Regions from separate parts of the Homo sapiens genome. Here region 2 is linked to region 1. Evidence: read pairs that join two places in POLR2A ChIA-PET (ENCODE). Cell type or tissue: PC-9. All regions are shown on one strand. Each heading gives the region's core, and the rest is flanking DNA. Links, peaks and the distances in the headings are about the cores only. Region 1 has its middle 69 kb from the start of NKAIN1. Region 2 has its middle 100 kb from the start of MATN1-AS1.

Evidence for each region. ChIA-PET counts read pairs that join two places held together with the same protein. Peaks named below come from ENCODE experiments on the same cell type or tissue, not always from the same donor. Only the 100,000 strongest peaks of a DNase experiment are listed, where the experiment ranks them.
Region 2: POLR2A ChIA-PET joins it to region 1 with 7 read pairs; 1 of 35 experiments calls an interaction of 5 or more read pairs at or near these places.

Annotation. Positions count from the first base shown.
Region 1 is chr1:31,169,611-31,172,522 of GRCh38, reverse strand. No RefSeq gene overlaps it. Among named protein-coding and RNA genes, the nearest start is that of NKAIN1, 69 kb to the left of the region's middle. RefSeq lists an enhancer at 1,367-1,616. In PC-9, for the core only: no CTCF peak of the experiment used is centred there; a DNase peak (open chromatin) is centred at 1,592; H3K27ac peaks cover 1,193 bases.
Region 2 is chr1:30,617,277-30,620,188 of GRCh38, reverse strand. No RefSeq gene overlaps it. Among named protein-coding and RNA genes, the nearest start is that of MATN1-AS1, 100 kb to the left of the region's middle. RefSeq lists enhancers at 1,020-2,219, 2,437-2,606. In PC-9, for the core only: no CTCF peak of the experiment used is centred there; a DNase peak (open chromatin) is centred at 1,638; H3K27ac peaks cover 2,173 bases.

The sequences.
Region 1 (2,912 bases), core at 313-2,812:
AGTGAGTTTTTCATGCTGTCTACTGTTTCAGGGTGAGATCAAAGAACTGGTTGAGCCAGATTATGGGTCTGGATGGCGTCAGCTGGGAACAGCAAGGTCTGCAAAATATCTCAAGCACTGATCTTAGGTTTGACAACAGTGATGTTATTCCCAGGAGCAATTTGAGGAGGTTCAGGCTCTTGCAGCCAGAGCCTGCATGGTTCTTAAACCGTAATTTTTTTTTTTTTTTGAGACTGAGTTTTGCTCTGTCACCCAGGCTGGAGTGCAGTAACAGGATCTCGGCTCACTGCAACTTCCGCCTCCCAGGTTCAAGCGATTCTCCTGCCTCAGCCTCCTGAGTAGCTAGGATTACAGGCGCCCACCATCATACACCCAGCTAATTTTTGTATTTTTAGTAGAGATGGGGTTTCACCATGTTGGCCAGGCTGGTCTTGAACTCCTGACCTTAGGTGATCTGCCCGCCTTGGCCTCCCAATAAACCATAATTTCTAATCATGTAATTTCTTTTTTTCTTTTTTTCTGAGACGGAGTCTTGCTCTGTCACCCAGGCTGGAGTGCAGTGGCGTGATCTCAGCTTACTGCAAGCTCCAACTTCCGGGTTCACGCCATTCTCCTGCCTCAGCCTCCCGAGTAGCTGGGACTACAGGCGCCTGCCACCGTGCCCAGCTAATTTTTTGTATTTTTAGTAGAGATGGGGTTTCACCGTGTTAGCCAGGATGGTCTTGATCTCCTGACCTCGTGATCTGCCTGCCTCGGCCTCCCAAAGTGCTGGGATTACAGGCGTGAGCCACCGTGCCCGGCCAATAATTTCTTAGTCCTATGAAGGCAGACCGGTCCCCAGGCAAGAAGGGGGTTTATTTCAGCCGGGTGCAGTGGCTCACGCCTGTAATCCCAGCACTTTGGGAGGCCAAGGTGGGTGGATCACGAGGTCAGGAGATCGAGACCATCCTGGCTAACACGGTGAAACCCCATCTCTACTAAAAAAATACAAAATTTAGCCGGACGTGGTGGCAGGCACCTGTAGTCCCAGCTACTGGGGAGGCTGAGGCAGGAGAATGGCGTGAACCCGGGAGGCAGAGCTTGCAGTGAGCTGAGATCGCACCAGTGCACTCCAGCCTGGGCAGCAGAGCAAGACTCAGTCTCAGAAAAAAAAAAGAAGGGGGTTTATTTCGGGAAAGGGCTATTATAATTTTTGTTTCAAAGTTAAAGTATAAACTGAATTCCTTCCCAAGGTTACTTTGGCCTACACCCAAGAATGAACAAGGGCAGCTTAGAGGTTAAAAGCAAGATGGTGTCGGTTAGGTCAGATCCCTTTCACTGTCATAATTTCCTCAGTTACAATCTTTGCAAAGGTGGTTTCACGTGAAGGGAGGGGGTCCCACGAATGGGGAGGCAGTCTGAGCTCTCTGCCTGTCCCTCTTCCGGCCTCAGCCTCAGTCACCCAGAGGAGGTGGGGGCAGTCCCACTCTGCCCCACCCCTAACCAGGCGATGGAGGCCACACCCTGCCTTGGGCCTCAGTTCCAGTGACTCAGCAGTTCCCCTCAGTCAGCCCTGGAATGAGACTGAGCAGGCCCAGGCCAGCTGGAGCTCCAGGGAGCCTTGTGTTGGGTATCCGACACTACTGTTGGCACTAGTTCTTTCTCTGTCAACAACCTGTGACCTTGGGGAACTACTCTCACTCTGCTCTTGGTGATGTCATCTGTGAAATGAGAGGGCTGGACTTTGCTTGCATGATACTCATTGGCTGCTTTACTGCTGACATTCTGGGATAGAGCTTCTCAACCTTCACTATACTTGGGATGCCTTTCTAAAATACAGATACAGCTAGGCACAGTGTCTCATGCCTGTAATACCAACACTTTGGGAGGCTGAGGTCGGCGGATCACTAAAGGCCAGGAGTTCAAGACCAGCCTGGCCAATGTGGCAAAACCCCGTCTCTACTAAAAATACAAACATTAGCCAAGCGTGGTGGCCCACACATGTAATCCCAGCTATGGGGGAGGCTGAAGCATGATAATTGCTTGGACCCAGGAGGCGGAGGTTGCAGTGAGCTGAGATCGCACCACTGCCCTCCAGCCTGGGCAACAGAGCAAGACTCTGTCTCAAAAATAATTTATAATAATAAAATAAAATATAGATTCCACTAGGCTCAGTGGGGTGCACCTGTAGTCCTAGCTACTTGGGAGGCTGAGACAAGAGGATCCCTTGAGACCAGGAGTTTGAGTCTAGCCTGGGCAACATAGTGAGATCCTGTCTCCTAAAATAAAGTTTATAAACATATATACGTATAAATTTTTTAAATAAAATACAGATTCCTGGGCTCTACCTGCGTAACAGGTTATAATTCATTGGAACCTGGAGCCCACGCATCTGAATTCATCCTTCAAATGTTTATTAAGCACCTGCTATGTGCCAGAAATTGTGAATAAGCAGTGAACTAAACAGACAGTAATCCCTGCTCTTGGTGAGGATGTCTCCTGGGAGGATGCACACCATAAATAAACAAGGGGCCTGGGGAAGTGGCTCACACCTGTAATCCCAGCACTCTGGAGGCCAAAATGGGAGGATTGCTTGAGCCCAGAAGTTCAAGGCCAGTCTAGACAACATAGCAAGATACTGTGTCTACAAAAAATTTAAAAATTAACCAGCTGTGGTTGCACATGCCTGTGGTCCAGCTATTCAGGAGGCTGAGGCAGGAGAATCACTTGAACCTGGCAGGCAGAGGTTGCAGTGAGCCAAGATCGTGCCACTGCACTCCAGCCTGGGCAAGAGAGTGAGACTCTGTCTCAAAAAAAAAAAAAAAAAAAAAAAAAAGAAAAGAAAGAAAAAGAAAAAGAAAAAGAAAAAGAAATGCTTAATGAATACCTACTATGTTCCAGGAACTGTCCTAGATACTGGGCTACAGCAGTGA
Region 2 (2,912 bases), core at 112-2,611, 550 kb after region 1:
GAGTCTGCAGTGAGCTGAGATGGTGTCACTGCTCTCCAGCCTGCACAACAGAGCAAGACCTTGTCTCAAAAAATTACTTCTCACACTCATTCACGTGTGACTATATCCTTTCTTCCATCATTAGTGCCCCCATTTCTTCTTTCATTTATTTGTACTTTGTTCAGATATTGTTTTCTTAGATTTTAATATAAGTGGTATTCTACCTCTCATTTACTTCTTTTTATTTATTCATTCTTTCTTTAATTGGCTCATCCATTCATTCGTTCACTTACTAATATGCTTTTTCATGCATGACTTCATTCATTCATTGCTCTTTTATTCATGCATGGGTTTGTCCATTTATTCATCAAACATGTATTGTTCGCTCATAAACTATGGCCGTTTTGTGTCTGGTCTGAAGTGATCCAGCCTTGTTCAGCTCTCCAGCGTTTTCTGGGCATCTCAGAAAATGCTGGGCAATTTTCTTAAGTAAAATTCTTTGTCAAAGTGTAACAAGATGACACTGAGTTTCCAAGATTGGGTGACTAGGAGAGTTGCTCAAACCTTGGACCCTGGGAACACAGTGAGAGTTAGGTTAGAGAGAAGTTGAATTCACTTTTGGACATATTGTGTTTGAGCTACCAACAGCTCACCCAGGAGGAGACATGGGATATGTGGAAATGCAGAGATCAGTGAATTAGGCCTGGGGTGGGAGCAGAAGACCTGGGGTGGGTCTCACCTCTGCACACCTTGCCTGGGACTGTGTATAGCAGAAGCACCTTTCCTGTGATTTCTGTCTCTCGCTGTTTGCCCAGGGTGTAATCAAGAAATGGTGAAGTCTGAAGAGAAAAAATTTGGTCATCTTGACCACCACCCAGCCACTTGTTCCCTGATGTGTTTCATTTTGAAAGTGGTTTCAGGCAAATTTTAGCCAAGTTGATCTTTGCTGCCTTGCTGAGCTACTTCAGCTCCCAGGAGCACCTACTGGGTGGAAGACACTGAGTTTGGGACGCTGGGATCAGGCTGAAGTTGGTTTACTGGGTGGGTCTGGAAGAGGCAAACACAAAAGTTGACCCTGAGGTGGTGCATGCCCCTGTTCCTCCTTGGCATGTGGGCTGGGGTCCACCTTCTGCAGGTAGGTCTGCCCCTCTCTCGGGGTCTCTGCTCCCAGGGATGAAGGGCTGTGGGTGGCGATTCTCCCGGCAGCCAACTGCCCAGGTCTCCTGAAAAACCTCATCTCCCAGGGAGTCCCTGCCTAGACCTAGAGGGAAAAGTGAGATGCCTCATTCTGTTTTCAGGCCCAAACAGCTTTCTCCAGTCAAGTTTCACCAGATACAAAGCTGAAAGTCCATTTTCCTGTTTGGTCCTAACTAGCAAAGGAGCAGGATCTCTGTGACTGGCCCTGGGAGAATGACAGCAGCTCTCTGTGAGCCCACACTGCAGTCCCTCCCAACCTCAGCTTTCGTGGCCATCTCAGAGAGAGGCAGAGCAGCCTCAGGTCCCTCCTTCAGGCTCTGTCTTGAGAATTCAGGTCTGGGCAGCTGGAACAGGAGTGTGCAATTTGGAATCAGTTGAAATCCAGCTCTGGCAGGTGACTCACCAGCAATGCAATCTTGGGCAGGTCCCACCACCTCTGCGAGTCACAGCTGCCACATTCACGCAGTGGGGATAATTATCCCCACCTTCTGGGACTATGGGGAAGATCGAGGTGATAGAGGTGAAGATATCTAACCAACTCTGCTGCCTCATTCATCCAGGGTGAGTCACAACATTCTCACCGAGAGCGACATTTCCTCTCACTTTTGTTCTTTGAATCAAAGTCTCAAGATCAATAAGATTGTCCTTCCTGCCTCCTCTCCACTCCTTCATTTATCATCCTTCATCTTTGACTGATTTATAATTTTAGAAGTTGGAAGGAATCATAGAGACCAAGGAGTCCATGTTTTACACATTGGGGGAATGGAGGCCCAGAGAGGAATAGCAACAGGTTCAAGGTCACCCTGCCGGCTTGGGGAAGGGTCCTGACACCTGCCCCCCAAGAGTGCAAGCCCCATTTTCTTGTCTGCTGGGCTGCACCTCTCCATTTTCTTGGGTCCCCTGTGATCTACTGGGAATGCTTTCCTGATATTTTCATTGAAAACAAAACCCAACAAAATGAATGGTATCTTTAAATTGCTACATTGCTCTGTGGCTGTTTTCTTTTCTTTTTTCCTTTTAAGATGTACACACACACACACACACACACACACACACACACACACACTGCTCCCTGCCTGTGTCAACCAGCCAGATTTTCTAATCTAAACTGACAGTCAGTTTCACTCCAGAAGAAATGTGTGTGATCTCTTGCCCGTGTGAACATAGTGTGCTATTGATATAATCACCGTCCAGTAAAAAGCCCACTGAGAGAATATATTGCAGGAGGAAGGGTTTAACTTGGGAAAACTCAAGTTGCCGCACACATATATTTTACCTCTCAAACATTTTTTTTTAAACCGAGGAGGAATAAATCACTTTTAAAGGTTACTTTACCCTTAAAAAGAATCTGAATGTGCATCTTTCAAGCACATGTCGTATGTGTGAGATGTCAGCGTTTTATCACTTGTATAATCCGGCCCTCTTGTCTTTTCCTATTACTCCGAAGACCTTGGCAAGCAACTTACCCCCTCACCATATCATCAGTGATATTTTCTATGCAGTCTGAAGATTTGTCTTTGTTAATCTCCTCTGAGAGATGACGTCGGTACTAGGCCAGAGCAATGTGGCCAGACAGCCAAGAGATTTCAATTTAGGGCTCCCAGAACTTTCAGTATATGAGTCATCACAGCTACCATCGCCTGAGGGCCTACTGTGCGCCAGCACTGTGTCAGACGCTTTTTAATTAATCATCTCTAACCCTCCAGCTCCCACCCTGATTCCATTCACTGTCACCC